Linked DNA regions of Homo sapiens: regions 2, 3 and 4 are each linked to region 1. Evidence: chromatin contacts called from ENCODE Hi-C or POLR2A ChIA-PET data. All regions are on one chromosome and are shown on one strand. Each heading gives the region's core, a stretch centred on a gene start or an enhancer-like site at or near the end of the contact. The rest is flanking DNA. Distances are from core to core; before and after follow the strand shown. Region 1 overlaps GRK5 (G protein-coupled receptor kinase 5). Region 2 holds the start of NANOS1 (nanos C2HC-type zinc finger 1). Region 3 has its middle 32 kb from the start of INPP5F. Region 4 holds the start of BAG3 (BAG cochaperone 3).

Region 1 (3,721 bases), core at 430-2,929:
ATGACCCTACAGATGACTGTACCGAAGCAGCAGCGAGAGCCCTTGCCACACGCAGAGTTCTTCCCAGTCACTTCTACCATGAGCACACAATTTCGGCAGGGCTGCAGCATGACACCCATTTTGTAGATCAGGAAGCTGAGGCCGGGGCAGGGTGAGGCGTGCCTGGGGTGCGCAATCAGTGATGGGGGCCTGACCCTGATCCAGATCTGAACAGGAGCTGCTGTGGGCACAGCTCTAGTGCCCAAAGATAAACCCGGGCACTTATGTTCCTGCAAGGACCTGGGGAGCAGCCTTAGACCCAGCTCTGACCCTGCAGGTTCGGCCTACAAAGGCGCACTGGGCATACAGTGCAGACCCGCCATGGGTGCCCACTCCCAGGGGACCAAGGACGATGCCTGGAGAGGTGGGTGCTCAGATGGAGCCTCATAGAGGCAGGGTATAGGCTGGGGCCCCAGGTTCCCCATGACCCTTTCCCTCTGTCCTCTCCCCACCTCATTCCTGTGACACAACAGAGCAAGCTGGGGCAAGGCAGTGGGGCTTTAAAAGGCTTCCTAGAAAATGCTTCTTGAATTGTGAAATGGCCAAGGAGGGCTCTGTTGGCAAGATGAGGTTGTTACCCCTCAGAATTCAAAATCCAGTGTGTATGCAGAAAGGAGGGCTCGCCACCAGGAGACCAGAGTAGAGCATGGCTGCATGAGTTTCCTCTTGCTTCAGTAACAAGTTATTAACGGCACAAATGGAGTGCTATAGACACAAATGTATTATCCTACAGTTCTAGAAGTCAGAAGTCTGGAATCAGATTCACCGGGCTAAATCCAGGTGTCGGCAGGGCAGTGTGCCTTCTGGAGACTCCAGGGGAGAATCTACAGGCCACCTCTATTCCTTGGCTCAATTCATGGCCCTTCCTCCACCTTCAAAACCAGCAGTCGCTGGTCAGGTCTTTCTCAAGCTGCATCACTCTGAACTCCTTTTCACAGGCACAGTCCACTCTCCCTCTAATCAGGCCCACCTGATATCCCTGGATAACCTCTCCATCTCAACAGCCTTAACTTAATCACATCTGAAAAGGCCCTTTTATCAGGTAGGTAACATATTCACAAGTTGCAGGGATTCGGATACGACATCTTTAGGGGACCATGATTCAGCCTTAATCATGCAGTGATTAAGACTGCATGCTCCAGGGCCAGACTGCCTGGGTTTAAACCCAGGTATGTAATTTACTAGCTGTGTGACTCCAGGAAATTTACTCAACCTCTCTGTGCTTCAACTGGCTCCTCTGTAACCACATAGATATAGGCATCAATGAGCTGATGCACGTAAAGCATTTAGCATAGTTAAGAAAGTTCAGTGAATAAGGGCTGCAATTATCCCCTACTCTCCACCTAACTCAGAATGAATGACATCAGAGCTGAGAGGAACCTTGCTGATCACCCACGCCTGCTCCTCACTGACGGCTGGAGACACAGAGGCCCAGGGAGAAAAAGTGAGCCATCAAGGTCACACAGCATTTTTTTAGGCAACCCCCAGTACCCTATAACCATACCTAGTACAGACGAGCCCAAAGAAGCATCCCCCATGTCTCCCCAGTGCCCTGCACCCAGTAGACGCTAGAGGACACTGCACCCAGTGAGTCACCTGGAGGGAGAAGAGGGGAAGTGCTCCCCAGCAGAATGTCTGCAGGAAACACCTGCAGGTGCAGCGGCCCCGGCCAGATCCTCACACCCCACCCACCAGGCTCAGGGGCTCAGGCAGACGTGACACCTCTTTCCCCAGGAGAAGTCAGCAGAACAAATCTTGACTAGGGACACCAAAATCCATATTCGGGGCCAAGAGAAGGTGCTCTGCCCCGCAAGTGTCAGCCAGGACCCCGGCTTCCTTCCCTCGCTGTGTGATCTCAGTGTGGGTTTGGACACATCCCCACTCTGGGCTTCCATTTCACATCAGAAAACAGGACCTGGAATGGCTCAGTGGCTCTCAATCTGCAATCATGATCCAGGAGCCCCTGACCAAGTTTCAGAAAATCCTAGAAGAAGCGCACATGCGCCCCAAGCTGAAGCACACAGGAAGCTTGCTCATCCAGGCACTGAAGTTTATCGGTGTGTGCAGTTCAGGCTGAACAGACTCACACAGAGGTGTCTGCAATCAACAAAACGGGGGAAACAGTGACTCACCTCACACAGATGGCCTGTTAGCGGGCAAATTTCTCCACAAAAGGCGACAAGAATCACCACGGGTCCTTGGCAGAGCCTCAACTAGACTCTGCTGTTTCCAACCAGAGAGGACTGACTCATCCAAAAGGCTCCCCCCTCCCCCAAATCCAGCCCAGGCGGGCACTGCCCCAGTGGTTCAACTCCCTCACCATCACACAGTCCTCCAGCTGACACCCAGGACTCCCAGGGAGGCCTTCCAAGGGCTCAACACGGAGCCTTTCCATGGTCTCAGGGGTGGCTGAGAGCAGAGATACCGGAAGTACAGTGGTCAGGCCGTCACCTGCTTCCTCACTGGGAGTTATTTTCTGCCTCAGGGCCTTTGCATATGTCATTTCCTCTGCTAGATACACATTTCCAGAATCACTTTTTTGCAATGAAACATTTCAAGCTTACAGAATGGGAACAAAATTTCTTTAAACCTGCATACCCACAGGTTTTGTCAAAATAATTCCTCCATCCACTCTCCTGTTGAGAGACACGTAGGTTAGGTCTTCCAGGTTTTTACCTCTCAAATGACGTTGCTCTGGGCACTTACACGTGTCTCCCGGGGAGTGGCACTTTATTGCTGCCCCTACTTCACCCGGCCAAGTCCTCAGGTCTTAGGGTCTTGTCCTTCCCTGATCATCCCCAATCAATCAATCCAAGTCATACCCACACAGCTCTCTCCCACCACTCCTCAGTCAGTGTCTGGCTTTGAAAAAGCAGCTATCAAAATTTGTCAGCAAATTTTCACTTATGCCTTTATGGGGCTTCCACCCAAGAGGACAGAGACCACGTCCATTTTGCTCATCAGTGCCTAGGACATGTGCCTGGCACACAGCAGACCTCTGACATGTCTGTGAACGAGTGAATGCTTGAATAAGTGAGTGAGCAGAGGTGTCACCCCAGAAGCAGGTCATGTTGAGCCCATCTTCCCCCAGGTCTCTGAGACACACCTGACATGTCCTCTGCCGGCCCCTTGTTCTGTCAGCGAAGAGAGGAAAGGCAAGGGAGGGGACCACGGGTTCCCACAGCCTTGGAGGACCACGGGACTCTGGAGCTCAGAGCCCAGGGAGGTGGAAGGTCAGAGGCTCTAGGTCAAGTCCTCGCTGCCAACCACAAGGTGAAGCTCAGGAGACCTCATCTGGGCTTTCCTGCAGCTCCCCACAGCCAGACACCCAAGATTTTTCAGAAACAGGTGTCAGCAAAAGAAAAACTGCAGGGAGAGATGGAAAGAAGAGAAGGGAGGGGGTGGGAGAGGAGAGAGGGAAGGGAGAGATGAAAGAAAAACAGGTAGGGAAGAAGGAAGGGAAGAAAAGGAGGAAGAAAAGAGCAAGGGAGGGAGGGACAGAAGGAGGGAGTTGCCCAAACACCTCTCATTAAGCGAACAACTGCCTTTCTGCAAATGCCCTGCTGGTCCGCATCTGCGTGCACAGGGCAAGCATCTCTGGGTGGGGACTGCATGGGGTCGGTTCTCATGCCCTACCCCTAGACAGAGACAGGCACAGAGCCAGCCCTTGGTGGATGGCTGG
Region 2 (4,227 bases), core at 1,533-4,032, 280 kb after region 1:
ACTGGTAGATTTTCTATAGCAAAAGAAAGGAGAACAAGTAATTACATGGTTTCATTAAGCTACTTAATTTAGGCCCAGTCAGATCTGCAGTTCTCTCTGGTCTGGGGTTAAGACTAGCAGCGTTGGATTATTTGTCTTTCCTGGCTAAGAAACATTGTGCTTTCCTCCTGCCCCCCAAGTTCTTGAAATGCACCTTTTCTTTCACCAAAAAGACAGCTATCGGGTATTTACCCCATCCTCTAACACACCTTCAAATGAAGGTTCCTGATTGAGTCAATTTGCTGTGGATGAAGTTAGCTGTTTAATGCGAAAGCAGTCTAACTTCTAGTAGCCTAGCTAAATCCTACTGGGAGCCTTATACACGTAGACTAAACTCTTGCTGGTATCTTCAGATAGTAATGCATTTGTGTATTTCAGATGAGTTCATCTTAATTCACTTCCATTTTTTGCCTTCTATTGCCTTGCTTGGCAGGTAGCTGCATTCCATAGTGTGGCATTCAGTATGGTGGATTTAAAAGTGAGGGTGGGAGGGTAAAGTAGGGGTTAGGAACTTTTGCCCAAGGATCAGGTTTAGTCTTGCTTATGGGTAAACTGGTGGGGTTCCGGAAACCGACATGGGTCTTCCAGTAGGAGTGGGAACACATGAAGGACCCCCAACAATTCCTTTAATTAGTGCTTATTCTAGTTTGAGCACTGCCTGTATTAAAGTCAGACGCAGCCCACGGTGGAACCTTCTTGAATACGAGTTAATACACGAATAGCTCAGAGCTAGAGATCCATCTTCTATTTGTTTGACAGGCAACAGCTGGAATGGGCTTTCCTCCACTAGGAACCCTGAAATTGAGTAATCTAGGGTGAATTAATACTGCTGTCTTCCCTTCCTCCCTTTGATCTTAATATCATAAACGTTTTTAAAGAACTGGAAGAGGGTGAGTGTGTAGAGAAAATGCCAAGTAGGAAAGTTACAGGTGAGATTAATGAATTCATACTGTTACTGTATAAATACACAATTTTTTTAAACAGCACCATTTCCAAGTTATACACAATATGATTATGACTTGGCACAACTTTTAAAGGTGGAAAAGGCTAGTTGCTAGTTCAGTAATAAAATACCTGGTACATAGAACGATAAGGAGCTGTATTCTACCTGCTACACATTGTGCATTTTACACCTCCAGCTAGGACAGAAACAAGCCACAAGCGGGGAATACCCGCCCAAATTAATACTGGAAAGTTTACAAAACCTTCACTTCTCATAAGGGTGATGCTACCAGCGGCTTGCTTCACCTGGAATTAGAGTAACTGATTTTTAAAGACAACTGAGAATATTAACTCGCTTCAAACAATAAAATAGTCATTTTGCCGACATTTCATAAAATCGCCAGTTTTAAGCTCAGTTCAGAGGCTTTTAAAAAAATATTCTAGACCTAGTAAAGTGCCTCCATTCATAAAATGAAACATCCAAGATTGAGACAATTTCATACTGATGCGCATCTAAAATAGGTCGACGTATACAGTAAATAAACAGCGCCTCTAAGTTGCCATATTTCAGTTAGTGGAATACACACCCAGCCTTCGCCGTTCTGGATGTGCAAACTAGAAACTGAAGACAAATGGGGATTTCAGCGTCTAGTCCCAATCGTTCAGCACGGAAGTACTCCACACGGTCGGCTGCTTTTCAAAAACCACCAGGACGACGTCCCATGTCGAGCCGACCGCTGAGCCGCACGCCTCCCCACGGCGGGGGCGAGATGGTGCGCAGACCTAGCGGTGCGAGGGGCGGCGGCGACCCTGGGCGGCCGGGAGCCCGGGCCTTCAGCGCAGCTTCTTGCCAGGCGGGCCGTCCCTGGCGCTGCGGGGCGGCGGGCGGGCGGGCGGCGGCGGCACTTTGGAGAGCGGGCAGTACTTGATGGTGTGCGCGTTGTCGCCGCTGGCGCCGCACAGGGGACACGTGTAGCGGCGCAGCACGGGACACAGCACTCGCCCGTCGGGGCCCTTGAGGATATGGGTGGTGTAGAGCGCCATCGCCTCCTTGTTGTTCCGGCAGAACACGCACACCTGCAGCTCGGGCTTCAGCAGCCGGGCGGCCGCCGCCCCGGAGGCCGCGTGCAGCCGGGGCTCGGCCGCCCACGCCGGGGCCCGCTCCTCGCGCGGCGTCGCCTCGCTGGTGGTGGTGGCGGCGGCGGCGGCGGCGGGCGCGCAGCCCAGCAGCACGGCGGCGGCACGACCCGCGAACGGGCTCAGCTCGGCGAAGCGCTCCTCCAGCAGCCCGGCCTCGGCGGGGCCCGCGCACAGCTCCAGCGCGCGCAATTCCAGCGCGCTCCCCAGGTAGCGGCCCCGGGACCCCGGCTCGTCGCTGTCGTCGTCGTCGTCCTCGTCGTAGTCGGGCGGCCCCAGCGCCGGCCCCAGCGCCCCAGGCCCGGCCCCCGTGTGGGGGGAGCAGCAGGACGACGAGGAGGAGGAGGGCGGGGAGCCGCCGCCGCCGTTCCCACCGCGGGCGCAGCCGAAGCGCGGCTCGCCGTCCACCGCTTTGGTGATGAGCGTGGCGAGCCCCAGGTAGTCGTTCCAGGAGCTGAAGGGCTGCGGGTGCGCCGGGCCCGGGGCGCTCACGTAGCGGGCGCTGGGCACGAGCGCCATGGGCGGGGGGGCGCGGCCGCGGCGGGGCGAGCGGGGCGCCCAGGGGAAAGCCTCCATGGGCGGGCTGCGGGCCGCGCGCCGCCTCCCCGCCGCCGGCGCGGGCCGGACGGAAGGGACACGCCGAGCCTGCCCGCCGGCCTGCCGCGGGGTGGGGCCGCCGCGCCGCCTTTTATCGGGCCCACTCCTCCCCGCCCCCCGGCCTCGCCGCCGCGGCCCTGCCCCCTGCGTTCCCCCGCCCCGGCCACCTCGCCCGCGCCCCGGACGGAGGCGGAGCGGAGGCGGGCTGGCTGTGTGCGCGCTCCGCTCCAGCCCGCGCGGCTCCCGCGCCCCGCGCGCTGCGCCAGCCTCGCCAGCTGTCGGGCGGCCTTCATTCCGGGAGGGGGCGGGCGAGGCGCCGCCTCGAGCCGTGGCGCTCATTGGCTGCAGACCAGAGCCCCCCGGCGCCTCGGGCGCCGCTCCGGACGCTGATTGGTGGGAACACGGGGAGGGGGCGTGTTCTCCGCGCAGCTGGGAGGTGAGGAGAAAGTAGGGGAGAGAAGGGCCGGGAAGGGAGGGCCGCTGGGGCCCGCATTCGAGCGCCGGGCCTGGGCTTGGAGCAGGTGACCAGGCCTGGGTCTCCTCGGCCTGGTGGTGAGGCCCCCCGAGGACAGGGGTCAGGGTGGCCACAGGTTTACGCCCCCACCTCCCAGCCTTTAATGGCCCTAGGCCCTAATCCTGAGAATCCCCGCTATCCACCCCCTTCTCACCAACATCAGCATGAAAAGCTGGACGCGTTGGAAGGATGCAGCTCTCCCATCACAGCCGCCCAACCAGCCAGTGGCTTCCGTTTGCACCGCGCGTTGGAGCGCTTTCCCCTGGGCGAAATCCATACAAACCCTGAGGTTCGGGGAGGCTGTGGTTCCTGCCGCGGTAAGAGCGGAGGGACGCAGGACTTTCCGGCTGCACGCAGCAGCCTTCCTCCCAACAGGTGCTCAGGGACTTCAGCCAATGGGTGGCCGATAGCCGGTTACTTAGGTCGGGGTTGGGGCTGGGCCGGAAAATCTCATGGCTGGAGAGCCTAGGACAGTGACTGGGATGTGTGTGTGTGTGTGTACCCCCTCGCCCCAGAGGCCTGAGTCAAAATGTGGGTTGTATGTGCAGTTTGAAAAACAACGTGTATTCAATGTTATATTTTGTCTTCCTTCCTTCCTTCCTTCCTTCCTTCCTTCCTTCCTTCCTTCCTTCCTTCCTTCCTTCTTTCCTTCCTTCTTTCCTTCCTTCCTTCCTTCCTTCTTTCCCTCCTTCCTTTTCTTTCTTTTTTTTTCTTTTCTTTCCGCATCCCGGGTTCAAGCAATTCTCCTGCCTCAGCCTTCCAAGCAGCTGGGATTACAGATGCCCGCCACCATGCCGGGCTAATTTTTTGTATTTTAGTAGAGACGGGGTTTCACTATGTTGGCCAGGCTTGTCTTGAACTCCAGACCTCGCGATCCGCCTGCCTTGGCCTCCCAAAGTGTTGGTGTTACAGGCGTGAGCCACCGCGTCTGGCCTCTTTCTTTCTTTCTCACTCTTTCTTTTTTCTTCTTGATTTTTCTTTTTTCTTTTTTTTTTTTC
Region 3 (4,074 bases), core at 1,108-3,607, 390 kb before region 1:
GATCGCACCACTGCACTCTAGTCTGGGCAACAGAGTAAGACTCTGTCTCAAAAAAAAAAAAAGAACACGAGGCACAACATAGGATAAATTAATTTATCATTATTATAGATGATATGATTGTCTACCTCTTGCCATCTTACAGAAACAGCTAGGTTGGACCTTGTTTTAGTCAAGTATGGACCAATCAGCACGCACTTTCTCCTTTCTGAAACCCATACAAACCCTCAACTCAGCCAGACTCACAGAGACGTTGGGATGACCTGCTGCTGATAGGAGCTAACCCCTCTGGGTCTCCTCTCCACTGAGGGCTGCAGACGTTGGGATGACCTGCCTGCAAATAGGAGCTACCCACTCTGGGGCTCCTCTCTTCTGAGGGCTAAAGATGTTGGGACTACCAGCTGCAGGAAGGAGCTACCCGCTTCGGTCTCCTTGACTCATCAGGATGACCTGCCTGTGGATAGGAGCTAGCCACTTTGAATCTCCTGAGAGCTGTTCTGTCACTCAGCGAAGCTCCTCTCCACCTCACTCACCCTCCAGTTGTCTGTGTACCTCATTCTTCCTGGATGCATGACAAGAACTTGGGACCTGCCGAATGGTGGGACTGAAAAAGCTGTAACACAAACAGGGCTGAAACACAACCCCCTGGCTCACCACATTGCAGGCAATAAGAAAAGAAGAGCTCTGGCCCTTCGGGGAGCTCAGACCTAGGGGGTCTCCAAGCCAGGGCTGCGACACCCTCTTTGGGGCTCTGCGGTTCCTGGCATCTCCAAGTTTGCAGGTGCCACCATATTACCCTCATCCAGACACGGGTGCCTGCAGCAGAAGCCGCATGCAGTACATCTGGTCCAGCCACAGCTTTTCATGGAGCAAGCACCTGTGGTGGCACCTGGAGTTGCCTGTCCCACCATAGCAGCTGGCATGCCTGGCTGTGCATAGTGGCCAGATCCCATGCTTGCTTGCCCACACACCCGCCACTCCACGCCTGGCTTGCCCTTGGCAGGTGTGGGATCTGAGCACAGCCTGCCGGGCCAAGTGGGTGGGATGAGCCCAGTGGGCAGAAGCAATATTCAGGCAGAAGGCGCTGCTGGCCACAGAGGTTTTCCAGCTGGAAAAACGACACCCCAAGGATCCTGTGACAAAACTACATTTCTTTTAAAAAGGAGGAAGGAGGCAGGAAAGGAGCCTTCTGGCCATGGGGAGAGTAACTCAGTGGGGGTTACTAGATTGGGTGGTTGGAAGACTGAAAGTGAAGAGCCCATTTAGGAGAATGACTCCAAGAATGATGGTGGTGGCAGGAGGGAAAAGGAAAAGATGGATGCTCTGAAAGTAGAACACTGGATATTTGATATATGAAGGGATTATTGTCGATTTTTTTTTTTTGAGACAGAGTTTTGCTCTTGTTGCCCAGGCTGGAGTGCAGTGGCACAATCTCGGCTCACTGAAACCTCTGCCTCGCAGGTTCAAGCGATTCTCCTGCCTCAGCCTCCCGAGTAGCTGGGATTACAGGCACACACCACCATGCCCAGCTAATTTTTTATATTTTTTGTAGAGATGGTGTTTCACCATGTTAGCCAGGCTGGTCTCGAACTCCTGACCTCTGGTGATCCGCCCATCTCAGCCTCCTAAAGTGCGGGGATTACAGGTGTGAGCCACTGCACCTGGCCTGTTGATTCTTTCATGTTTGGTGTTTGGTTGGGTTTAGAGTGAAGGAAATAAGGTATTAAGCATGATGCTGTTTCTGGCCTGGGCAAGTGGGTGGCACCATCTCCTGAAGTAGGAAACATCAGGGAGAAGAAGGTAGAAGGGGGATGGAGTGCCACTGTGCATACAGTGACTTCGAAGTACCTGTGGGATGTCTAGGTGGGGCTGTCCAGTTGGGTGAGGTCTGGGATGAGGTTGTGCAGATACAGAAAGTCAGAATGGATTCGTATAGAGTAGGTGACTGAGGCCATGTGGAAGAGGCAGATGGCCTGGAGAGGGACTAGAAAGGATTCTGGAAAGGAAAGGAAAATCCAGACCCAGAGGATGGTCAGCTTTGAAAGCACAGGCAGAGAAAGAGGAGCCCAAAACATAGGCTGGAAGGAAATAGCCAAAATATAGGAGGAAAACTAAAGAGGGTAAATCTCATGGGAGTTACAGGAAAGGGGTCAGGAAAAGGGTCAACAGCTCCAGAAGCCACTGAACATTCATTCACAGAAAGAAAGGAATACTGTCCATTGGATTCAACAACAAAGACACTGTTTATGACCTCAGTGAAAGCAGTTTCCGGGCTGCTGAGCACACAGGCCATGCCTTGGGTGGAGGCGTGAATGGGAGGCATACAAAGCTGCTTCTTGTGGTCTGCTCTCCCCACCGCCTCTCAGGGAGGCCGTCCTGTCCACCATCCTGTGGTCCTAAACAGCCACATCCTGTAATCTGAGGCCAGTGACCTATGACTTGTCTCCTCACTTGAAGAAATTACCAGGCTAGTTGGGTTCCATCTCTTGAGCATCTGTCTGTTGATGGTGGGAGCTGGGCTAAAGATCCTGAAGTTGACTGAAGCTGGAGTGTTCATTATGGGATGGTGTAGGATGGGTAAGTAGAGAGTGGTGGAAATGGCAGAGATGGTCAGAGAGAAGCAGACACACACACACACACACACACACACACACACACACACACACACACACACAGATGAGGGAGGAGAGGGCAGGGTAGAAAGGAGGAGGAGCCCATCCTGATGAGTTTGCAGCCCCTATTCCAGGTTTCCATGAGGCCAATTATCCTTCAGCATCTTGGGTAAGAGGTCTGGGGTGAGGTTGAGCAGATACAGAAAGTCGGAACGGATTCGTGTAGAGCAGGTGAACGAGGCCATGTGGGAGAGGGAGACAGCCTGGAGAGGGACTAGAAAGGACTCTGGAAAAGAATGGGAAATCCAGACCCAGAGGATCTATTGCTAGATTTGCACATGGTTGCCAGTGTGTCCCTATAAGAAGCAGCTCCCTAGAGCCAGCCAGATGGGTCTGTATTCCAAAGGAACTTGAACAGAACAGGAAATGAGGAGGTAGAGGCACTGAGTGTGCATAACTCCTTTAAGAGTTTAATTTTGCAGGGAGGAGAGAAATGGGGCAACAACAGGATAGAGTGGTGAGAGCAACTTAAAGATTTTATATATATCTCTCTCTCTTTTTTTTTTTTTTTTTTTTTTTTGAGATGGAGTCTCACTCTGTTATCCAGGCTGGGGTGCAATGGCGCGATCTCGGCTCACTGCAACCTCCGCCTCCCGGGTTCAAGTGATTCTCCTGCCTCAGCCTCCTGAGTAGCTGGGACTACGGATGCCCACCACCGTGCCCAGCTAATTTTTGTATTTTTAGTAGAGATGGGATTTTACCACATTGGTCAGGCTGGTCTTGAACTCCTGACCTCGTGATCCGCCTGCCTCAGCCTCCCAAAGTGCTGGGATTCCAGGCGTGAGCCACCATGCCTAGCCTATTAACTTAAAGATATATTAATGTTGCTGGGGATAAATCAAGAGGAGAAGTTGGACACACAAGAGAGCTGGGACAACTGAAAAATCAAGGTCTCAGAAGAGGTGGATGGTGGGATCATCTTTGAACAGAGACTGTGAGCCCCATGTCATTGGCACCAATGCATTGGGCCCTCGGCCTCCCCAGGACAGGGTGGGTCTCCTCTCAGAGGCCTCTTTCTTACCTCCCTGGAAAGAGGGGAGCCACAGCGACTCCCGCCCTGTCTTCATCAACCCTGCCTTTCTAATCAGGCTGCTAGCATCTTGGGTTGGATGCCTGATATTTCACTTCAAATGCCTCCCAGACTTGCTAAGTCACTTCCAGGAGGCATTGACAGCTGTGTGTGATCACTTGTGGTGGGACTCTTGAGCAGCAGCCAGCTCTAATACAGAGCTTCAAAGGTGGAGCTGGTTATATTCTGGCTGTCTTCACCTTCAGTGTCAAGGCATACAACAGCCCCTCGTAACCTAACAGGCATGTTTCTCATTACTTCTTTTTTATTTTTTATTTTTTTGAGATGGAGTCTCACTCTGTTGCCCAGGTTGGAGTGCAGTGGCACGATCTCGGC
Region 4 (3,660 bases), core at 567-3,066, 340 kb before region 1:
CTAATCTCTCGTAAATGTAAACTGCTGCCTGTACACGGTCTCACTGCTGGGCACCGGAGTTTTATCAATATTGTTAAAACAAAAAGTGCATAAAGATGAAGGGAAATAATACAGGTCTTTCTTCTAAAACAATGGGTTACACAGCAGTTTTAATTTGGTGAGTTTTTAAATCTTCAAAATAATTTACCAGCTCTTTGCTGCTTTTATCTTGCCCAGACGGCGTTAACAATTCAGCTTTAAGTATAACATATTTATTTTAAAAACTTTTTATCCTGAAAGCTCAAATTTATAAAAAATTGAAAGAATAGTATAACTAACTCTGATTTTTGAAAATTAACACACTCATTCCAAATTTACATTTTCAAATTTCATGCTCTTGGGGATTAAGAAGTATATATCCTTGCATGTATGTAAATGAGACATACTTCTGCTGTATTCACAAGAGTATCATTAGTCAGTTATTTGTGTACTGGTAACAAATCCTAAGTATTTTAATACCATAACAAGGCAGGAAGCGAATGCCATTATAAATATACACGTATCATTCTCTTTCTCTCCAGTGTGAGGCAATGTGGTAAGGCAATGGCCAACTGTAAGACAGTCTCAGATCTCTAGTCTAGATCTCTAGAAACTGCTGGGGAGAAGCACACCCTGTTTTTTATTTTACAAATCATACTAGGATACGTTCATATTGAAAGCACTTTCAAACAATAATACAATTTTAATTTAAAATACACACACACACATATATATATGAATGTTTTGACACCAGCCTCCAGAGTCATTGGGTGCCTAACATGGGACAGTAGCCAAGATACCCCTCAACCAAGTTGGAGAACTTGAGCGGTAAAATTCCCCCCAAAACCACCATCCAAGCTTGCGAGTGTCCCCCTCGAGTCCGCGGTCAGCAGGGTGCGCCGCGGGTCCCGGGCCCGGAGGCCGAGCGGGCAGCAGGGGCCACGGTGGGCCGGGGCCTCCGGAGCTGACCAGGCCGGCCGCCCCTCTCCCAGCCCTAGAGCGCGAGGCCAGCGCTGGACACCCGGCCTTCCGCCCTGGAGTCGAGCCGTGGACGGCACCGGAGCCACTGCGGGGTCGCTTCCCGGGCCACCGAATCCCGGGGCCTCCTTTCGCCCCGACGCCTGTCAAGGGCGGGTCCGGAGCGGGGACTCGTCCGGGCGCAGCGGGAGTGTGTGGCGGGGCGCGGAGCCGGTGTCCGCCCGCGAGGGGCCTTCGCCGACCCCCGGGCCCCGCCGCCTCGCGTCCCCCCGGCCCAGCCCACTCCCCGCCGCCTGCCGTCGAGGTGGCGCCACCGACCAGGGCGGGCCGCGGGCCCGGCTCACCTTGGGGCCCTCAGAGGGCACGCGCGGGTCGTTCCACGTAGTGGTGCGGCTGTTGTGGTCCACGAAGAAGGGCCAGCCGGTCTGCGGGTCGATCTTGATCTCCCATCCGGGGGGCAAAGGGTCGCGGTCACCGTTGCCGGACGCCACCTGCATCATGGGCGAGTGGGTGGCGGCGCTCATGCTGGGTTGGGGTCTGCCCGCTGGGGCGCGGGTGCGGGGCGCTGGCTCCGGGCGCCGAGTCTCTGGCCGGGCCGCCGCCGTGGGCCCCTCTCCGCCGCCGACGTGTCCGGGAAGCCGGCGCCGGGCACCTTTATGAATTAAAGGCGGGGGTGACGTGGCCAGAGAGGGGTGGAAGTGTCTGGAAATAGCCTCCTCGCTGCCAGAGGGGAAGGAGGAGATAAAGGGAGGTAGCAACTGGCCGGCTAGAAACTTCTGGTCCAGTCCAGAGAAGTTGGCCGCGGCCCGGGGTTGGATGCGGAGCTCCGCCCTGAGTCATCGGCTATAATCGCGGCGGGCGGGGCAGAGGAGCGGGGGCGGGGCCTCGGCCCGCTCGCCCCTCCCCCACCTCCTCCCGCCCCTCCCCCTTCCGACTCGTGCGCGTGCCCGGGCCGGAGTCGCCGCGGGCGGGCGCGGGCGCGGCTTCGGGGTCCGCCTGCGGGTGGGAAGCCGGACGAGCTGGACTGGGGCCGTCCTCCGTGCGCCCCGGGCGGGTTTCGGCTTTCATAGTCGCTCTCTCCCTCTCCTTTGCGCCGAGTGAGTGTTCCCGGGGCCGGAGCCCGTGCTCCCCGTGCCTGCCGCCCGTCCTTCCTGTACAAACAAAACCATCTCGCCCACCTCCACCCCCTCCCCCATATATGATAGCCGAGGACCCTGAGGGCTGTCCGGGAGGAGCGCGGGGACTCTCATCTGACACCGGAAGGAAGCCAGGGAGAAAATGGAAGTCAGTGCAAACTCACCTGCCTTCCTTTGGAAACTTCAAGAAAAAAAGAGATTGTATCAACTGATGGCTTTTAGTCTCCTAGACTAAAAAGAAAGTTTCGTTGCAGCTTTAAAGATAAATCACATTTTCTTGGGTCTGGATCTTTTTTATGGTAGAGATTGGTTCTTGCTATCTTATATCTTGACCCTGATTTGGGAAGTAAAGACCGAATAACCATGACATTTTTTGTTTGGTTTATTCAATTGCACTTGTAACCTGTCAAAGGAGAAAATTACAACACATTTAAAGATCTTTTTTGTTGTTGTTGTTGTTGATTTTCATTTTTTAACTTTTATTGTTAAAGATCTTATTTGTGATTCTAGAAATTGGGCAACATCTCCATTAAATTAGAATAAGTGCTCCCATGAGCTGAGCAGAAGAGGTTGGTTTTATAGACAGAGAAGGGCTGAAGAAAGCAGAAACAAAGAACCAAGACTGGATTGGTTGTTTCAAAATTACTTTCCTTGTAAGGAGGGGACAGAGAGACAGAATCATAGAAAAATAACTGATGAGGGCTTGCCACCATGGCTCATGCCTATAATGCCAGCACTTTGGAAAGTCAAGACTGGAGGACCTCTTGAGTCCAGGAGTTTGAGACCAGCCTGGACAACACAGTAAGACCCCCATCTCTGCATAAACAAAAAATAAGCCAGGTGCAGTGGCTTATGCCTGTAGTCCCAGCTACTCAGGAGGCTGAGGTGGGAGGCTCATTTGAGCCCAGGAGTTTGAAGCTGCCATGAGCTATGATTTTGCTCTTCATGCCAACCTAAGCGACAGAGCAAGACCCTATCTCTTTAAAAGAAAGAGAGAGAAAGAAAGAGAGAAATGATTGAGAGAAATGTAACATCAGGTTACATACTTCAGATTACTGTACAGTTGACCCTTAACATGGGTTTGAATTGAGCAGGTCCACTTGTACATGGATTTTTTTTCAATAAAAGTTACACCGATGTGCTTGCCTCTCCAGTCTCCCCTTCCACCTCCTCCACCTCTTCTGTCTCTGCCACCCCTTGACAGGAGAATCAACCCTTCCTCTTCCTTCCCCTCCTCAGCCTCCACGTGAAGATAATGAGGATGATGACGTTTATGATGATCACGTCCACTAAATGAGTAGTAAGTGTACTACTCTTCCTTATGTAAATGTAAAATCTCTTCCTTATGATTTTCTTAACATGTTCTTTTCTCTAGCTTACTTTATTGCACGAATACATATAATACATATACAACATATGTGTTAATTGACTGTTCATGTTATTGGCAAGGCTTTCCGTCAAGAGTAGGCTATTGGTAGTTTTGGGAGATTCAAAGTATGCAGGGGCGGGGCATGGTGGCTCACGCCTG

Evidence for each region. Hi-C counts contacts between places; a loop is a spot of excess contacts on that map. ChIA-PET counts read pairs that join two places held with the same protein, here RNA polymerase II (POLR2A). Pooled maps may share reads with other maps.
Region 2: a loop to region 1 is called in a pooled map, with 4 times the contacts of the local background. The contact joins the promoter of NANOS1 here to the enhancer-like site in region 1. A Hi-C loop is called at or near these places in 3 of 37 single-sample maps with no recorded cell type and 6 of 50 pooled maps.
Region 3: a loop to region 1 is called in a pooled map, with 3 times the contacts of the local background. The contact joins two enhancer-like sites. A Hi-C loop is called at or near these places in 1 of 168 maps with a recorded cell type or tissue (B cell), 14 of 37 single-sample maps with no recorded cell type and 12 of 50 pooled maps. POLR2A ChIA-PET finds 5 or more read pairs at or near these places in 1 of 52 experiments (activated T-cell).
Region 4: a map of naive thymus-derived CD4-positive, alpha-beta T cell shows a loop between it and region 1 (10-fold over the local background). The contact joins the promoter of BAG3 here to the enhancer-like site in region 1. A Hi-C loop is called at or near these places in 2 of 168 maps with a recorded cell type or tissue (PC-9 and naive thymus-derived CD4-positive, alpha-beta T cell), 1 of 37 single-sample maps with no recorded cell type and 10 of 50 pooled maps.

Annotation. Positions count from the first base shown.
Region 1 is chr10:119,304,714-119,308,434 of GRCh38, reverse strand. The region is part of intron 1 of GRK5 (G protein-coupled receptor kinase 5); the gene reads right to left. Among named protein-coding and RNA genes, the nearest start is that of GRK5-AS1, 33 kb to the left of the region's middle. RefSeq lists enhancers at 1,779-1,878, 2,289-2,368. Within about 2 kb of position 1,679, at least 30 of the 41 ENCODE cell types and tissues checked have a DNase peak (open chromatin) inside an H3K27ac peak, as active enhancers do; they include PC-9, where a contact is called at or near this core.
Region 2 is chr10:119,028,269-119,032,495 of GRCh38, reverse strand. NANOS1 (nanos C2HC-type zinc finger 1) reads right to left here and starts at 2,782. Exons shown (of 1, transcript NM_199461.4): 1 at 1-2,782. The coding sequence starts at 2,694. The coding sequence ends at 1,816. LINC03036 (long intergenic non-protein coding RNA 3036) reads left to right here and starts at 2,925. Exons shown (of 4, transcript NR_186540.1): 1 at 2,925-3,151. RefSeq lists silencers at 1,711-2,010, 2,381-2,590, 2,711-3,180 and an enhancer at 3,005-3,505.
Region 3 is chr10:119,691,699-119,695,772 of GRCh38, reverse strand. No RefSeq gene overlaps it. Among named protein-coding and RNA genes, the nearest start is that of INPP5F, 32 kb to the left of the region's middle. RefSeq lists an enhancer at 3,691-4,074. Within about 2 kb of position 2,357, at least 2 of the 41 ENCODE cell types and tissues checked have a DNase peak (open chromatin) inside an H3K27ac peak, as active enhancers do.
Region 4 is chr10:119,649,536-119,653,195 of GRCh38, reverse strand. BAG3 (BAG cochaperone 3) reads right to left here and starts at 1,816. Exons shown (of 4, transcript NM_004281.4): 1 at 1,341-1,816. The coding sequence starts at 1,520. RefSeq lists a silencer at 1,764-2,063 and enhancers at 2,264-2,343, 1,724-2,678.